Linked DNA regions of Homo sapiens: regions 2 and 3 are each linked to region 1. Evidence: read pairs that join two places in POLR2A ChIA-PET (ENCODE). Cell type or tissue: Caco-2. All regions are shown on one strand. Each heading gives the region's core, and the rest is flanking DNA. Links, peaks and the distances in the headings are about the cores only.

What was found. Peaks named below come from ENCODE experiments on the same cell type or tissue, not always from the same donor. Only the 100,000 strongest peaks of a DNase experiment are listed, where the experiment ranks them.
Region 2: POLR2A ChIA-PET joins it to region 1 with 5 read pairs; 4 of 35 experiments call an interaction of 5 or more read pairs at or near these places.
Region 3: POLR2A ChIA-PET joins it to region 1 with 8 read pairs; 3 of 35 experiments call an interaction of 5 or more read pairs at or near these places.

Annotation. Positions count from the first base shown.
Region 1 is chr11:61,506,529-61,512,428 of GRCh38, reverse strand. It overlaps LRRC10B (leucine rich repeat containing 10B), which reads right to left and starts at 3,680. Exons shown (of 1, transcript NM_001145077.2): 1 at 1,411-3,680. The coding sequence starts at 3,430. The coding sequence ends at 2,552. It overlaps MIR4488 (microRNA 4488), which reads right to left and starts at 3,833; the gene lies at 3,772-3,833. It overlaps LOC105369329 (a long non-coding RNA gene), which reads right to left. Exons shown (of 3, transcript NR_188527.1): 3 at 5,780-5,900. In Caco-2, for the core only: a CTCF peak has its summit at 3,022; DNase peaks (open chromatin) are centred at 3,018, 3,758 and 4,058; H3K4me3 peaks cover 1,443 bases.
Region 2 is chr11:61,585,595-61,591,494 of GRCh38, reverse strand. It overlaps LOC105369331 (a long non-coding RNA gene), which reads left to right and starts at 3,222. Exons shown (of 5, transcript XR_950166.3): 1 at 3,222-5,900. It overlaps LOC101927495 (a long non-coding RNA gene), which reads right to left and starts at 3,001. Exons shown (of 4, transcript NR_110189.1): 1 at 2,880-3,001. It also overlaps a transcript of SYT7 not described here. RefSeq lists enhancers at 2,414-2,992, 4,151-4,730. In Caco-2, for the core only: a CTCF peak has its summit at 3,341; DNase peaks (open chromatin) are centred at 3,064, 3,364 and 3,756; H3K4me3 peaks cover 1,887 bases.
Region 3 is chr11:61,641,954-61,647,853 of GRCh38, reverse strand. No RefSeq gene overlaps it. Among named protein-coding and RNA genes, the nearest start is that of DAGLA, 35 kb to the left of the region's middle. In Caco-2, for the core only: no CTCF peak of the experiment used is centred there; no DNase peak of the experiment used is centred there.

The sequences.
Region 1 (5,900 bases), core at 292-5,291:
CTAAATAAACCCAATTCCTTGGGCCAGGTGCAGTGGCTCACGCCTGTAATTCCGGCACTTTGGGAGGCCGAGACAGGCAGATCACCTGAGGTCAGGAGTTCGAGACCAGCCTGGCCAACATGGTGAAACCCCGTCTCTACTAAAAATACAAAAAAATCAGCCGGGCGTGGTGGTGCACACCTGTAATCCCAGCTACTCAGGAGACTGAGACAGGAGAACTGCTTGAACCTGGGAAACTGAGGTTGCAGTGAGCCAAGATCATGCTGCTGCATTCCAGCCTGGGCAACAGAGAGAGACTCCATCTTGGAAAATAAAATAAAAGTAAAGTAAATAAATAAATAAACCCAACTCTTCGTGTACAGACGAAGAAGCTAAGGCCCAGGGGGGTCGTGACTTGCTCAAGATCACTTGGTCAATAGCAGAACCAGGCCTGCAACCCCTGCCTTCTGATTGTAGGCCCAGGGGTATTTTCCCTATGCTGTGATACAAGTGGCAGGTCAAGAGGAGAGTCCCCAGTCAGCTGCAGCTCCTACCCCACCTGAGTGATCTTCTCTCAAATTACTTTCTCCAAGTTTCCAGACCCCTGAAAGGCCCACTGGCCCTGATGGAACCCCAACAGGGGGAACTCTGGGAGGGACAAGGTCTACAGCAGCCAGGCCCCAGACCCTCTTCCTCCTTGGGAAGGTGGCAGTCTCCAATCTTCCCCACCCACCACCTCTTTCTGTCCGTTCAAGGCCTTCACTCTCATTTGCAAGCTGACAGCCCCAGACCCATGCCCAGCCTCCTCCTTAGCCAGGGCCCAGCCCAGTGTGCCAGCAGAGCTGCTGGGCAGGGCCTGACCTTCTGGCCCCATATGCCCCTGTTGCCATGGTGATGAAGATCTGGCAGGATCTTCTCCGGGGAGATGGGCCTCCAGGCTTGGGTTTTACAACTTTCTTCCTTTCTTTAAATCGTTAATTTATTATTTTCCTGAACAACAAGGGGAGAAAGAAATGCCAAAACTGAGCAAAAAGAGACTAAGAAGGAGAGAGACAGAAAGAGGAAAATAGAGCGAGAGAGACGGAGGGAGGCGAGTCTAGAGTCATGGAGGGGGTGGAGGGGCAGTGCCAGTGAAAGAGTAGGGAACCATCGGCCCAGCTCGAGGGTGACTCAAAAACATACAAAATCTTCTGCAGAATTAAGCTGCGGGATTCCGCAAGACAGGAGAGCAGCCTCGAGGGACAAAAGCCACTTCTGACGACAGCACTTGTTCCCCAGACAGACAGCACACCACAGTTGGCAGGGTCGGTCTGACATGGAGCGGGGAGCACGTGGGGCGGGGGCAGTGCCAGAGGGAGCCCAGGGTCCCCACAGCAGTGGGTTCCGGTGCTCCCAGGGATTATAAATAAACAGGCACATGGGAAATGCACATTCTTTCTCCAAGAAATATAATTTACGTTTACAGCCAGTTGTTTTTTCTTCTCTCTAAAGAAAACATTACCATGTGGGGCCGCTGCCCCAACAGTGTCCCTGAGTGTCCTTGGCCCTGGCTCCCTCGTCCCGTTATTGCTTGGATGAGGAAGATCTGGCTCTGGGAATTGCAGAGCAAGGCCCCTCTCCTCACCCCCTCGGGGCTGTCCCTGGTGACGGAGTGGAGGTACAGAGTGCCAGTCCCATGCCAGCCACCCTGGCTGTGCCCATTTAAGGGAAAGGAGAGTGCAGGCCGTGGGAGAGGCGCTGAGCAGCCTCCCAGAGCAGAGAGCCCCTCTCTGCGGTGCAGGAGGCCCTGGAGGCACGGTGGCTTCTTTTCAAACTTGACAGCTGGAAGGCTCAGGCTATGGGGTGGGGAGTGGAGGGGGAGCTCTCTCTTCCCAGCAAGGTTCCAGGCACATGCTGGGAGGCTGGGAGAAGAGAACAGAATAGGGTGGGGGTGACCCCCTGCCTTCTGTGCCCCATACCAATCTCAGGGGGCCGAGGAGGGAGGTATGTACGATCAGCCCTGATGGAGGGGTGAGGGCAGCTTCGGTGTTGGGGCCCCCATCTATTTCCCACTTCTGTCCCGGGCACCAGCCCCACTCCAAGCCCCTGCTCCTGGGCCAGGCCCTCCTCGCAAGGGCAGTCCTGCCCCACACAGGCACGCAGTCCATCCCAGAGGTAGCGGCTCCTGTCCTAGAAAGGGTGGGCCTAGGAGACCCAAACCCCAGAAAGAGGGAGGGTGTTGGGTGCCCTGCATCCAGACTCAGGGAGACGTGACAATTCTGTGGCCCTCAGAGACCCTGGTTCCAGGAGGAAGCTGGTGCCTCTGTTATCAGTGGCTCCATCGGGGACTGGACCCAGCCCAGACTTCTTGGTCTGACAATTGCCCACAGATCAGCCAGGGTATAGTCAGTCCTCTTACTACCTAGGAGTGTCTGAAGATGAGCCCCAGCCCTGCCTGTGCCCGGCAACTCGCCAAAAGTAGCCGTTCCATTGACCTAAGTAGGGACCCACCAGTCCCGCAGGCCTAACCAGCCAAAGCTTCCTAGAGCCCCTCCTCTCAGAGTGGCTGAAGCCCATCAGCCAGAACATAGGCTCAGGTGCCCAGTCCTGGAGCGGCTTCCAGGGCGCGGAAGCTGCCCCCGGGGGCGCCCAGAGCCCGGGAACCAGCGCCGCCTATGAGCAGGTCTTCCTCCTCCTCATCCTCAAAGGCCCGCGCTGGGCGCCGGGGCGGAGGCCGGGGCGTGGGCTCGTCGCGCTCCGCCATGCGCTCGACGGCGCCCTCGCCCACGAGGAACACGGTGTCCGCGACGCGCGGGGGCCCGGTGACGGGGTTGTGGTCGTAGGAGAAGACGCGCAGCGCGCGCAGCGGGTGCAGGTCGGGGAAGCCGCCCAGGCGGTTGCGGTCGAGGTCGAGGATGTGCAGGCGGCCCATGCGCAGCAGCGCGGGCGGGAACTCCTCGAAGCGGTTGCCGTAGAGCCAGAGGCCGCGCAAGCCCGTCATGCGCGGCAGCTCGGCCGGCAGCGCGCGCAGCCGGTTGTCGCCCATCTGGAGCGACTGCAGCGCCACCAGGCGCAGCAGCGGCCGCGGGAAGCGCCGCAAGAAGTTGCCCTCGATCCAGAGGCAGCGCAGGCTCTGCAACTGCGCGAAGTCGGCGGGCAGCGCCAGCAGCCGGTTGCCGCCCAGATAGAGGCGCGTGAGGCGCGGCAGGCGGCACAGGCCGTCAGGCAGTCGCTCGAGCTTGTTGAAGTCCAGCGCCAGGATGCGCAGCTCGCGCAGCTCCTCGATCTCCTCCGGCAGCTCGCGCAGCCCCGTGCCGCTCACATACAGCTTCTGCAGGCGGCTCAGCGCGCACACTGCGCTGGGCAGCCGCCGCAACCGCCGCCCGCTCAGCTCCAGCTGCTGGTCGCCGCTGCGCAGCTGCTCCTCTGCGTCCGACGGCAGCTCATCCGGCGTGGACTCGGCGATGCCCATGGTCACGGGCCCCGGCCGGGGCCGCCGCCACTGCCACCGCCAGGCATCGCCCCGCCCCGGCCGCCCCCCAGCCGCCCCGACGGTGCCGGAGCCGCGCCGGCCCCCGGGCCCCCCGCCCCGGCCTTCCCCCGCGCCGGGAGGGGGGCCGTGCGGGGCCGGGAGGAGGCACCCACTTGGGGCACCGCCGCCGCGCGCCGCGCTCCACCGCCCGCCCTCGGGCCTCCCCCGTTGCCTCCGCCGGAGGCCGACTGGCTAGGGTTCGCGCTGACTCGCAGCTTAGCGACCCGTCGCCCTGGCAACCCCGACGCGCGTGCGGCTGCCAATGAGGCGGAGGGAGGGCGGGGCGGGGCGGGGCCAAGGCGCCACCCTAGTGGGGTCCCAGCGCCGGAGCCCGCCCCCTACCTGCCCATCCAGCCCACCGCGGAGCAAGCACAAGCCGAGAGATTCCCCGCCCCGGCCAAGCCTGGCACTGAGACCCGACGCCCGACGCTGTTTGGTGTGCGGTTGTGTGCGCCCCAGAGCCGCGGGTCCAAGAAGGCGAAGGAAACGCTGGCGGTGGATCAAAGACTCTGGACTAGAGGCTCACAAGGAGGGGCTGAGGGGCGCGGTCACTGCGAGCCATTCACGTCCAGCGGCGTGCGGCCGGCCTACCTGCTGGGATCACTTCAGTGTAGTAACTCGAAACAGTGTTACTGTCCGGCCCTTTTCACATCTGCTGGTTTTACCGGGCCCCAGGGCTTGGCTCCGCCCCGCCTAATTGCCCTACAGCTTCCTCATTGCTACACTCACACCCCTCTCTCCTGCCAGGATCCCTCCACCGACGCTCAAAGTCTGTGTGTGGCTGCGGTGGACAGAGGACTGGGACACGTGAACGCCTTTGAGCCACCAATCATGGCCACTCTCATTCCATGACTCTTCTTCCTTCGCCTGCTACCACCAGCAGCAGTTCCCCCCTGCCTTCTCCCCCCACCTCCCATCCGGAGCCCTCCTGCGGGAGCTCCTGGCAGAAAAGCACTGGCTGTCACTGGCTTCGAGCCCACGTGTGCCCAGCACTATGCTGAAAGCATTGCGTTGAGTCCTTGGCACAGCCTATGAGGTAGACACCCTCATCACCCCGATTTTAAAGATGGAGAAACTGAGGGTCAAAGAGACATGACTTGAGCTGGGTCAGTCTGAGCTGAGTGAAGTGCCCAAGGTCACCCAGCTGATGAGCAGCTGGATTCGAAGCCAGGTAGTGTGACTCCAGAGCCTGTGTTCCTAACCATAAACCATACCGATAGATGGAAACAAGGTTCACTCCACCTCCAGCAATGAATTTTCTCACAACAGAGCCTCTGATTCTCTGGACAAAGCTACAAAGACAGCACTATAATCCCACATGAAAGATGAGAGAAGTGGCCTCGCGGGGATTAGGCACCCTGCTTACGGTCACACAATGCATAGAGGTTGCAGCCCGGGAGCCAAATTTTCGGGCTCCAAGCCTCCTGCCTCCTGCCTTCTCTTGAACCCGGCTGGTGTGACCCATGTAACTGGCTGAGTGGACTGACTTCAGGAGAGCACGCTGCCCTTTGGCCCACCCCCATTGCCATCCCCACTGCAGGGGAAGGGGGATGGAAGACAGCCCAAGGGCAGAGAGCAGTTGCCAATGCAACGGGAGGAAGGGAACCATCCCCACTGGAAAGTAAGCTGCCCAGCCAGGGAGGTTTGGGCATCTCCTTCCCTGCTGGCACAGGCTCTAGAGCATACAGTAGACATTCCATGCAAATTTTTATTTATTTATTTATTTATTTATTTATTTATTTATTTATTTAGAGACAGAGTTTTGCTCTTGTTGCATAGGTTGGAGTGCAATGGCGTGATCTTGGCTCACTGCAACCTCCGCCTCGCCTCCTGGGTTCAAGCGATTCTCTTGCCTCAGCCTCCCAAGTAGCTGAGATTACAGGTGCCCACCACCACGCCCAGCTAATTTTTGTATTTTAGAAGAGACAGGGGTTCACCATGTTGGTCAGGCTGGTCTCGAACTCCTGATCTCAGGTGATCCACCTGCCTCAGCCTCCCAAAGTGCTGGAATTATAGGCATGAGCCACTGCGCCTTGCTGAAAAAAACTTAACAAAAAAAGTGGAGGCAAACATTGCATACAGTGAAATGCATAGATCGTAAGTGTCTTCTTGGATGCGTTTTGACAAATGTACACACCCCTGTCCCATTTCCATCAACCCAAGAGTTCTCTCAAGCCTCTTGCGGTCAATCCCCACCTCACAGAGGCAACTATGATCCTGACCTCTATCCTTATGGATCAGTTTTCCCTGTTCTTGAATTTCACACAAATGAAATTATTCAGCACATGCTTTTTTTCAGATAATATATATTTGTTGGATACATGAATGAAAGGACAGAGCAATAGCAATTCTAATATGGCAAGAGGTGTTAGGGGGCGGACAGATGATGGGGGGACACAGAGGCAGATGT
Region 2 (5,900 bases), core at 653-5,652, 79 kb before region 1:
ACCTCGTCACACTTGCGCTTTGCTGCCCTTAGGAGAGTGGACGGGAAGGGAGCCAGGTTGGAGGCAGAGGAGGAGGCCCAAGGAGGAGGTCGATGCAAGTTGGGAGGACCGGGGCTAGGGCCATGAATGAGGGGCAGGGGAGGCTGGAAAGGACTGGAGCCAGGAAGGAAAAAGACCAGGACTCACCACCAATGAAATGTGCCAGGTAAGGAAAAGAGGGAAAGTAGGGACATGGCCAAGGTCTCTGCTTTCAGGGTCAGGGTTGTGGTGGTGCCTCAGCTAAGGACAGGTCATGGGGGAGCATGCATCAGAGTCCTGTGTGAGAAGCTTCTCTCTCACTACAGCTTCCATCCCCTTTCACTGAAGCATCTTGCACCCCAACATTTCTGGCCATAAAGGAAGAGGTCAATGGGGATTTGGAGAGGGATGGGCCTTCCCCAGGGGAATCCAGACCTCAGACCTGGAGTGGAGGGAGGGGGCTCACACAGAGGTCTTTTTCAGAAAACAGGCCTTAAGGCTGTTCCCCAGAAATTAGAGAGGAACTTCCGGCCGAGAAGCCCACACTTGCCTCATGTTCTGCATGGCCTTGTTTGACCAGAAAGACAAACAGGACAGGGAGTGGCCTTTGTGACATTATGAGGACTCCCCAACTCAGCCCAGGATGTGGCAGTCAAGAGAGGACCAAAGGCATCCCCTAGTCAGACACAGCTGTCCCTGGAGCATCTCCCTGGAGGAGCCAGAGACCCTCAAAATCATCTCATGGTATGTCCTCATGTTGCAGATGGGGAAACTGAGGCCCAGAGAGAGAAGCAAATTGCCACAGGGCACAGCTGATATTACCATGAGGGAACTGAGGCCACAAGGAGAGGACTTATCTGGTCTGATGGGGATGGACTAATAATAGCCCCGATATTTGTACAGTTATTTTCTTCCCAGGTGTTCAGAGCACTGCACGTCCATGATCTCATTTGTCCACAAGACATCCCTCTGGGATGGGTGACAAAGCGACTTCATGAAGATGTGAAAATGCTCTGTCATCCCCCACCACCTGGCCCCAATAACCTTAATTTTCTTTTTCAGTCTCTATTATGTCCCCTTTCTTCCTGTAACCAATTTAATTCAGCAAAGATTTACGAGGCTACTGCTTGGTGCAAGGTGCTGGGCATTTGGGAAGCTTCAGGATTTCCCCAGGGCCAAGGTCATTGCTCTGCTTTCTGTGGTCCCAAAGCACTGTGTTCAGACCTGCCTTTGTACACATCCTATTGTTTTTATACAGCTACCATCCTGGAGGGCAGGGCTTGGTCTTGTTTAAGCTTGCATGCCCGAATGGTGCTCAGGCCATGGCCTGGCGTTCGGGAGCCTGGAGAAATCCTTGCCCAGGGCCATGTTTCCCTGAATCCACCTGTTAATGCACTTGTCGCACTGTATGACAATTACCCAGAGAAGGAGCAGGATTCTGTATATGCAGTGCCTAGCACATAGCAGCTACGTCATTAATGTTTGCTGAATGGATCAATAAAAAACCTGAGAGGAGGAAGATAAAGATGGATAGTAAACGGGCGATCCTTGCCCAGAAAGAGCTCCCAGTCCATTGCAGGGGTGGAGGAGGTGGACAGAAAGCAGGATTGAAGAGCTGTATAAATGCTATCAGCGTAGACAACTCCATCACCGAAATGCTGAGAAGTGCCATGGGGCTACAGAAGAGGAGCATTCAGACTCACCTGGGAGAATCAGGGATGGCTCCCTGGACAAAGTGACAGTGAAGATGGGCTTTGAAAGGTGGAAACCCATAGGGAGAAACTCAGTTTTTAGCTGAAGGCAGGGCACTGGGCAAGACGAGGAAGTCAAAAGTCATCCTGGGGCAGACTCCATCTCAGGCTAACCTGCTCCTTCTGCAGGCATGGGGAGCCATCGAAGGCCCGGGGGCTGAGAAGCCAGCAGAGCAATTGGATCTTGTGTCTCAGAAAACCACAGGGAGGCCGGGCGAGGTGGTTCATGCCTGTAATCCCAACACTTTGGGAGGCCCAAGATGGGCGGATCATTTGGGCTCTAGACCAGCCTGGCCAAGATGGCGAAACTCTGTATTTACTAAAAACACAAAAATTAGCCAGGCATGATGGCAGGCGCCTGTAATCCCAGCTACTCAGGCTCAAGGCACGAGAATGTCTTGAGCCTGGGAGATGGAGGTTGCAGTGAGCTGAGATCCTGCCACTGCACTCCAGCCTGAGTGACAGAGCAAGACTCTGTCTCAAAAAAAAAAAAAAAAAAAAAAAGAAAAGAAAGAAAAGAGAAAAGAAAACCACGAGGAGGGAGGGCACTGGATGGAAAAGACTGGGGGAGGCAAGCGACTGGGCAGGAGCCAGGTGAGGCGGAGGCTGATCGGCTTGAGTGTCTGACTTAGGGAGGTGGCTCAGGAGTCTGAGAACAGGGTGTGAGAGGCTGGGAAGAGAAAAGGGTCTGAAGGATATGGACAGTAATTAGGTGTGGGGGAAGAGCAGTGGGAGGATTTGGGGAACCGATGTGGAGCTTGAGAGAGTGATGGGGCCTTAGCAGCTGTGGGGTGACCCCAGGGAGGTGATGTTTCCTCCACCTGGTGGAGAGGCTTCACTAAGTACACAGCTGCGGAGCTTGGGAGGGAGGTCAGGGCCCCAGAGACAGTGCTGGGAATGGGGATGAAGCAAAAGCTGAGGCCGTGGGCGTGGATGAGGTCACGAAGAGAGTGGGTGAGAAAGAAGAGGGAAGAGAGGACGGAGCCTTGGGGTACGCCCACCGTTGGGAGGGGTGGGAGCAGGAAGAGAGCAGGAAATGAAGCAGCCACGGAGCTGGGGGTCCCTCATTCTTCCTCCTTTCCAGGGCGCCCGGCCTCTGCGCCCCCTCACCTCCCACGGGCCACATCCAGCTGAGGAGCAGGCTCTGTTGCCTGCTCAGCCTCCAGGAGAGCTCCGAGGACTCGAAGGCAGGAAAGCTCAGGGGTTGAAGGTTTGGGTTCTAGACCTGGTTGGAGCTGGCGTGACTCCCACCTGTCCCTCCACCCTGCCGGCTGCCCGTCCTCTGGCAGGCCACGCCCCAGGCAAGCCACGCCCCTGACAAGCCACGCCCCTCGCCTCAACCCTCTCACCTTCCTAAGGGGATCACAACGGGACTTCTGTGACTATTAAGCGGGATAATGCGTGTTATGCACTTGGCACCCGGGCCTGGCAGTCCCTCGGAGCTCAGTAAGTGCTGCCGGCTGCTCTGATGATTATTATAGAGCAGGATTGGATTCTGGCGCTCAGGCTGGCAGAACCAAGGAGCCCAGCAGCTCCCCCAGAGGCCTTGGTGAGGGAGAGGGCCTGGCCACCTGAACTCGCCCAGCTCTCGGAGTGCTGGGGCCCCTCCCGTCATCCTCCTGAGCCCAGAGCCAGGGATCGCGGAACCGGGACAGTCACAGCTCTCCCGGTGCAGATCACCCTTCCACCTGCGAGGGATAGGCCCCACCCCCACTAAGGTCTTCAACTCCAGTTAGGGCAGAGGGTGGGGCCTCAATCCTGGGGTTGGGGATCCCTCAGAGAGTCATGTCCCCCGCCCCCCCATCTGTGTACCGTCCCCCTCCTCCCTCTGGGCCGGCGTGGACGGGTCCTCTCAGGTCCGCGGTAATTTGTCTGCTCACGCGGGCTCCGCGGCACCCCCTCCGCGCACGCGCATCTCTGCCCCGGGCCGGATACTCGGGGCGCTCGGGGTGGGTCCGTCCAAGTTGCAGAGAAAGACTTCAATGTTGGGGGCGCCCGTCGCTGGAGGGGCAGGCCTCGAGCCCAGGCCGGGCGTTTGCGGGCGCTCAGCTATTAAGAGCGGAGACGCCTCGTCCCCCGCCCCCCAGGAATTCTGCAGCTGGGACTCAGCCCAGGCGCGCCTTCTGCGCGGCCCTGGAGGACCAGGAGCGCGGGCGGCGAGTGGTGCTGGCTGGGGTGGGGCTGCTGGAGCAGGTCTTGGGTTGGTGGATTCTGGCTCCTGCCCTCTCACACACCAAGGCCTGAACCCTGGACTTCTCAGAGCCTCAGTTTCCCCTTCTCAGCCTCAGCCTCAGACCTGGAAACAGGTCAATTGCTATCATCGTGGGCCTGCATGCCTGTCTGTGCAGCCTCAGCTGGGCGGGAAGAAGAGTAACGGCCCGCTGAAGGCTGGGGAACAGGTCCCCCACCCCACACTACCAGACTCGGCCTGGGCTCCCTGAGAGGAGCGGGGCTTGACCGCTCTACCAGCTGGGCTCGGGTCTGGGGTTCCAACTCAGGCCAGAGTCGTTCAGCGCTGGGAGGCCCCCATTAACTAGGCCACCCCTGGGTATGGGTGGTGGAGGCTGGAGCTGACTGGCCTGAGTCCCCGGGGGAGGTGGCTGAAAGGCCCAGGGCTTTGAACAAACCACAGAAGGTTTCTGCAATATCAAAAGAGCTCTTAGAGACTAATCATGTGGGGGGAGGGGGGACAGTTGGCGAAAGAGCTTCTGCTTGGTTCCCATCAGCGGAGGATCAAAAAGCATTTGGTCAAAGAACCTTTAAATACCTTGAAAGGCAGGTGAAGCCAGTTCAGTGGGTTCCAAGAGGGATTGAAATGCTGGTCTGAGCTGCAGACAAGCTGGCACCAGCCACAGGAAATGCTGGGGGAGGGGCCCACTGAGGCAGGAGGGAGAAAAGGTGTGGATAGACCAGCAACCCACCTCCCTAACTGTCCCCTCTTCCCCCACACCCAAAAGTCACTGCGGAGAGGATGGGGAGGGCAGAGAACTGGGTTCAGACTGACAGCTGGAAGCAGTCTTGCAGGCTTCTGGGCCAGGGGCTTTTCATCTGGAACCCGAAGGACCCCCACCCCAAACACACACCCAATTATGGGCAAAATGTTGTGTCTGTGTTTGTATATGCACTTTTCTAGGGAGGAGAGGTCCACTGACTTCATTAGATTTTCACAGGGGTCCAAGACCCAGTCAAGATTAAAAAACAACATCCTATGGTACAGACTGGTAAAATGAGGCTCAGAAGGACTGAGGGGCTGACCCCGGGTCACTCACCTAGTAATCAGCAAACTGAGGTGCTTCCACAGTGCATCCCAGGAAGGGGATCTCAGTAGCCCCCATGGCCCTCAGTCAGTCTCAGGGGTCCCAGAGCTGCCCAAGGGGTAGGGAATGTCTCAGAGCAGAGGCCCAAGGCCAAACTTCTGCCCAAGCCTGGGGCTGTCCCAAGGCAGAAGAAGGAATACCAACTTCAATCTTTTAAGGGTGGTGAGGGATTTGAGGGGCTGAGCCAAACACTTGGGGAGTGTCAGGGTGACCATGGAGAAGAGAGAGACTGAGAGCCAGAATCTGGATGAAGAGGTTACAGGGTGAAGGGGTGTGGGAGGACAGATAGGGTGAGGGTGAGGTGGGAATATGGTTTCTGGCCCTGTAACATGGCCTGAGAGACCCTTGGGGGCCTATAGCTATGGAAAGTCAGCTTGCAGCAGGGTCTTTGGTGCCTGGGGTTACCCCTAGGGAACCAGGAAAGACAGCCAGCCCTTGCCATCTCCCCAGGGTATTCTCACATCTTTGTGTGGAGCAATTCTTAGCCTTATTTTACAGATGAGAAAACTGAGGCCCAGAGATGTCAAGTAACCAGCCAAAGCCAAACAGAGAAACAGGCAGAGGTAGGACCCGAGTTCGAGTCTCAGATTCTTCCCTTGATGCTGGGGTCCAAACCCTGTCTTTTAGCACCAGGGCCCCAAAGCAGAACCTGGCAGAAGTGTGACAAGCATAGACTCTGGGTGGGCCTCTGAGATCTGGTAGTTACTGGGTCTGGCGAGAGGAGGCAATAGATCAGCAAGTATTGATGGTGATGAGGTGGGTATAGAGATGGCTGCAGCTGCCTCCTAGTAGTTTGCTCTCATGTCCTTTCTGG
Region 3 (5,900 bases), core at 612-5,611, 140 kb before region 1:
TCACAGGCCTGGACTGAAGGGGCAGCAGCAGCCATCTGGGAGGTATTTATTCTTCCAGTGGCTACAGCAAAAGCATAAGGAACCAGGAAAGCTAGTTTCAGCTTCTGTTCACGTCTGAACAGCAAGTCCTGGCAAGTCACATGATCAAGCTGAAAGTCTAGAAGAAGAGAGTACACTCCATCCACAAGGAGGCCACGGTTGATGGGTAAAATGCTAAACACCACTACAGGGTAATGAAGAATTGGGATCAAGAACTCAAACTTTCACAGAAGGGAAGGGCCCAGGGCTGGGCAACCCAGCCTGTGGCCAGATATCAGGGTGGGAACTCTCTAGAAGCCAAGAGTGGCCCCGAGCTCCTTCCAGTTTTGGAAACTCCTGGGTTTTATTGTTTTTTTTGTTGGTTTGTTTGTTTTTTTTTGGAGTCTCACTCTGTTGCCCAGGTTGGAGTGCAATGGCGCAACCTCTGCTCACCGCAACCTCCTCCTCCCAGGTTCGAGGGATTCTCCTGCCTCAGCTTCCCGAGTAGCTGGGACTACAGGCGTGCACCACCACACCCGGCTAATTTTTGTATTTTTAGTAGAGACGGGGTTTCACCATGTTGGCCAGGATGGTCTCGATCTCCAGACGTCGTGATCCGCCCGCCTCGGCCTCCAAAAGTGCTGGGATTACAGGCGTGAGCCACCGCACCCGGCCACTCCTGGTTTTTTAAAAAAATCAAGACATGCTAATACGGCTTACGATGATTGTGGCATGTTTTAGATGTTTACATTTAACAAATTAATGCTTTTAGCACACACACAAATTGCCAAGCAATATAATTATGCTATTCACAAGAAAATTATAGGATTTATTAGAATTATTAATTGCTGGTACACTTCGGGCAGTGGGCCGCAGGTGTGAAGCTTCCCAATGAATGTTGTCATCAGTTGTCATCAGTTGGGCCAGGTTCCCTGTCACTGAGCAGGTGACCTCCTTTGGAGACAATGCCCAAGGTCTAACCCTGGGGCACTCACTGCGCATTAGAAATACCTGGGAAGGGCCAGGCGCGGTGGTTTGGCTCATAATCCCAGCACTTTGGGGGGCCGAGACGGGCAGATCACCTGAGGTCAGGAGTTTGAGACCAGCCCTACTAACATGGTGAAACCCCATCTCTACTAAAAATACAAAAATTAGCCGGGCGTGGTGGCAGGCGCCTGTAATTCCAGCTACTCGGGAGGCTGAGGCACAAGAATCGCTTGAACCAAGGAGGTGGAGGTTGCAGTGGACTGAGATCAGGCCACTGCACTCCAGCCTGGCAATAGAGCAAGATTCTGTCGCAAAAAAAAAAAAGAAAAAAGAAATACCTGGGAAGTTTTTAAAAATGCTGAGGCCTGGGCTTCACCCACAAAGTTTCTGATTTGATAGGGCCACGGTGGTGCCTAGGCATCAATATTTTTTCAAAAACTTCCTGTGAATTCTGATGAGCAGTCAGGGTTAAGAATTAATGGAGTCCGGGCGCGGTGGCTCACGCCTGTAATCCCAGCACTTTGGGAGGCCCAGGCAGGCGGATCACAAGGTCAGGAGATCGAGAGCATCCTGGCTAACACGGTAAAACCTCATCTCTGCTAAAAACACAAAAAATTACCCAGGGGTGGTGGCATGTGCCTGTAGTCCCAGCTACTCGGGAGGCTGAGGCAGGAGAATCGCTTGAACCCGGGAGGCAAAGGTTGCAGTGAGCCAAGAGCGCGCAACTGCACTCCAGCCTGGGTGACAGAGTGAGACTCCGTCTAAAATAAAATAATTATTGGATTATGGGATGGGCAGGTCTAAGCCAATTTGGGCTAACGAGGTGAGATGTAAAGGGAGGCTTACTTGGGACTTTTGGGAAGGCATCTTCCTCATTCTGGAAAGCAAGCCCTGGGAAGTTCAGTCTCTCCTGCTGGACAGGAATAGGAAGCATTCTGTCCAGCTGCTCCTGGTGGCCATCTCGCAGCCATGAGGGAAGTTTGTGTGAAAAAGAAAGTCAGAGAAACAGTCAGAGCTTTGATCCCACCATACCGAGGCTTACTAACCCGCGGTTGTGTGAGCCAATAGAATCTCCTCTTGCTTAAGCCAGTTTGGGTCTTGTTTCTGTTGCTTGCTCCTGCACATGTCTAATCACGAAAGCACTTGTGAGGATTGAGTGAGACATTGTGTACGGAGTGCTCGGCACAGGGCCTGGCACTTGTGAGTGCTCCGTAAGTGTTAGCTGCCACTTGTCACCCCCACAGAGGGAGTGCACAGAGCAAAGGGAGTGCCCTGGCACAGGTAGTCCAAGGCATGCTGCGTTGCAGAACCTAGACCCAAGGCTTAGGTTCTTGATACATTTATTTTTTAGTGGGTACTTAATAAATTTCTGCCCAATGGGATGGATGCTTTGTGCTTTCATTTCCCTTTGCTCAGTGCACTGATCTCTGCCAGATGCAAAGAGGAAGTAATCTGATGATCTGATTATAATAATATGGTCCCTTGTACCAGCAAAGCTGAGGCTTAAACCACAGGGGCAGATTTGTGTGAGTAAGAGGCTTACCACCCAAAGGGTGAAACAACCAGGCAGGCAGGGGAGCAGTTAATTAAATGAAGGCTTACTAAGTGCCTACTACGTGCTGGACATTGCACTAAGGCAGCTGAGGAAGCTCCAGGGTCTTTGCCCCCAATAGAAAGCTTGAGGAGTCTTTGAGGAGGGGAGAAGCACCCTGTCTCTTACCCTGTGTCATCTTCTATATACCTCAGCTAATATAATGGAGGGCAACTCCCCCAGAGAAGGTCCGAGGCTTCACCCCTGAGCTGGAGCACCGGACAGACAGACTGACAGACGTAGCCGAGGTGTTACAGGAACACACAGAGCTCACTGCTGTCCACCAAACCTTCTCCTCTTCCAAGGCCTCCCCATGCCTCCATGATGTGGGGAACAGGGAAGGAAAGCTACTCTTCCACGTGCAGTGCTTTTTAAAAGAATGATGATTTTTGCACCAGGCAATACAGTCCCATGGTCCAAACATCAAAACAGGATAAAAAAGCAGGGGCTGGGCCAGGCGTGGTGTCTCATGCCTGTAATCCCAGCACTTTGGGAGGCCAAGGCGGGTGGGTCACGTGGTCAGAAGATCAAGACCATCCTGGCTAACATGGTGAAACCCCGTATCTACTAAAATACAAAAAAAAAAAAAAATTAGCAAGGCCTTGTGGCACATGCCTGTAGTCCCAGCTACTCTGGAGGCTGAGGCAGGGGAATTGCTTGAACCCAGGAGGCAGAGGTTGCAGTGAGCTGAGGCCGAGATTGCGCCAGTACGCTCCAGCCTGGTGACAGAGTGAGACTCCGTCTCAAAAAAAATAAATAAATAAAAATTTAAAAAAGCAGGGACTGAGAAGTCTTGTTTCCATCCCATCCTGTTCGCTTGTCTCCCGTCTCTAAGATGACCCCTTTTTCCGTTCCTTGGAAGTCCCTCTCTCAGAGCTGCTGCTGCTGCTGCGGTCTGCTCTGCACTGGTTGTTAAATATTTTGATTATCACCCTGCCTTCCCGCGTCTCTGAGACAAAGAACAAGGAGATGCAAAAATAGATTTTTTCCTTGCCTCCTGCCATGGGCTGGATGTTTATGTCTCCTCTGTCCCCCACATGCCTACGTTCCTACCCCCCAAATTCCTATGGTGTAATCTCCACCCTCAATGTGATGGTATTGGGAGGAGGGGACTCTGGGAGGTAAGTGGGTCATGAGCGTGTAGCCCTCATGAATGAGATCAGTGTCCTTATAAAAGGGACCCCAGAGAGCTCTCTGGTCCTCTTCCTGCCATGTGAGGACACAGTGGCAAGTTGGCAGTCTGCAACCCAGAAGGGGCCCTCACCAGACCCAACCATGCTGGCACCTGGTCTTGAACTTCCAGCTTCCAGAACTTTGAGAACTACATTTCTATAGTTTCCAAGCCACCCAGTTGATAGTATTCTGTTATAACATCTCAAACTGACTAAGATAATGCCCTTCTTTCTCACACAGAAGTAGTAACATTATAAACACTCTGTTCTGTATCTGGCCTTTTTAATTAAACTATCCCAGGGGTCTTTCCCTCTCTGTATAAGAAGCTTGTTTGTTCTTTTTTGTTATTGTTGTTGAATAGTATTCCTTCCATACTTTGTTTAATCAGACCGTGATAAAATGCACACTTATATTGTTTCCAATCTTTTTTTTTCTTTTTTTTTTCTGAGACAAGTTCTCACTCTGACACCCACGCAGTCTAGAGCAGTGGTACAACCATGGCTTGTTGCAACCTCGACCTCCCAGGCTCAAGCAATCCTCCCACCTCAGCCTCCCGAGTAGCTGGGACAACAGGCATGCGCCACCATGCCTGGCTAATTTCTTTTTGTTTTTCATAGAGATGGGGTCTCACTATGTTTCCCAGGTTGGTCTCGAACTCCTGGGCTCAAGCAATCATTCTGCCTCAGCCTCCCAAAGTGCCTGCACCCGGCTCCAATCTTTTCTTTTCTTTTTTTTTTTTTTTGAGATGGAGTTTCACTCTTGTTGCTCAGGCTGCAGTGCAGTGGCATGATCTCGGCTCACTGCAACCTCCGCCTCCCAGGTTCAAGTGATTCTCCTGCCTCAGCCTCCCGAGTAGCTGGGATTACAGGGGCACACCACCAGGCCCAGCTAATTTTTGTATATTTAGTAGAGACGGGGTTTTGCCATGTTGGCCAGGCTGTTCTCGAACTCCTCACTTCAGGTGATCCACCCGTCTTGACCTCCCAAAGTGCTGGGATTACAGGTGTGAGCCACCGTGCCCAGCCTCCAATTTTTTGTTAGTAGAAGCCATGCTGCCGTGAATAACCTGGTACATCATCCTTGCTAGGCTCTACCTATAAGAATAAAATGTAGACTCAGGACTGCTGACTCAGAGGGCAAACACATTTACAACTTTGATAAATATTGCAGAATTGCCCTCCATAGGGAATATAACACACTGAATCCCCACCGGCAACATACGAAGGTTTATTTTTTTTAAGGGAATCAAATAAAATACTTTTCTTATTGAAAACAAAAACATAGTCTTCATGGAGGACTGGGAAATACAATCACAGAGCAGGAAGTAAAAATTACTCAGAATCAGAATGTGCGGAGACCTCCCAGATTTGCAATCTGGCGTATTTCCCTCAAGTCTTGATTCATACCCTGCATACTGTTCCAGAACCCGATTTATTCACTCCACCAATATTTTGTGAACAGTGTTGTCTCATGTCAGTAAATATTTTTTTATTATACCTTCAGAGACAGGACGGAACAGAGATATTAATTAAGCAAATGGACCCTGGTTCAAATCTCGGCTCTATTGCTGTCTGTCTGTGCAATGTTGGGCAAATTATATAAGTATTCCCGGCTTCGATTTCCTCTTTGTGAAATGAGGATCATAAAAGCACTTACCTGTAGAATTATTGTGAGAGTTGAGTGCATCAGAATACGTGAAATGTGCAAACAGGGCTTGGCACAGTAAACACTATAAATAATCCCAGCACTTTGGGAGGCCCAGGCGGGTGGATCACCTGCAGTCAGGAGTTTGAGATCAGCCTGGCCAACATGGTGAAACCCCATCTCTACTAAAAATACAAAAATTCGCCAGGTGTGGTGGTGGGCGCCTGTAATCTCATCTACTCTGGAGGCTGAGGCAGGAGAATTGCTTGAACCCGGGAGGCGGAGGTTGCAGTGAGCCAAGATCGCGCCATTGCACTCCAGCCTGGGCAACAAGAGCAAAACTCCATATATACACACACACACACACGCACACACACACACACACACACGATAAATGTTAGTCGATGCTGCATCATTTTTGACTGCCTGGTAGTCCCTTGGATGGACACGCCATAGTTTTTTGGATAAATTCCTTGTCGTTAGACAT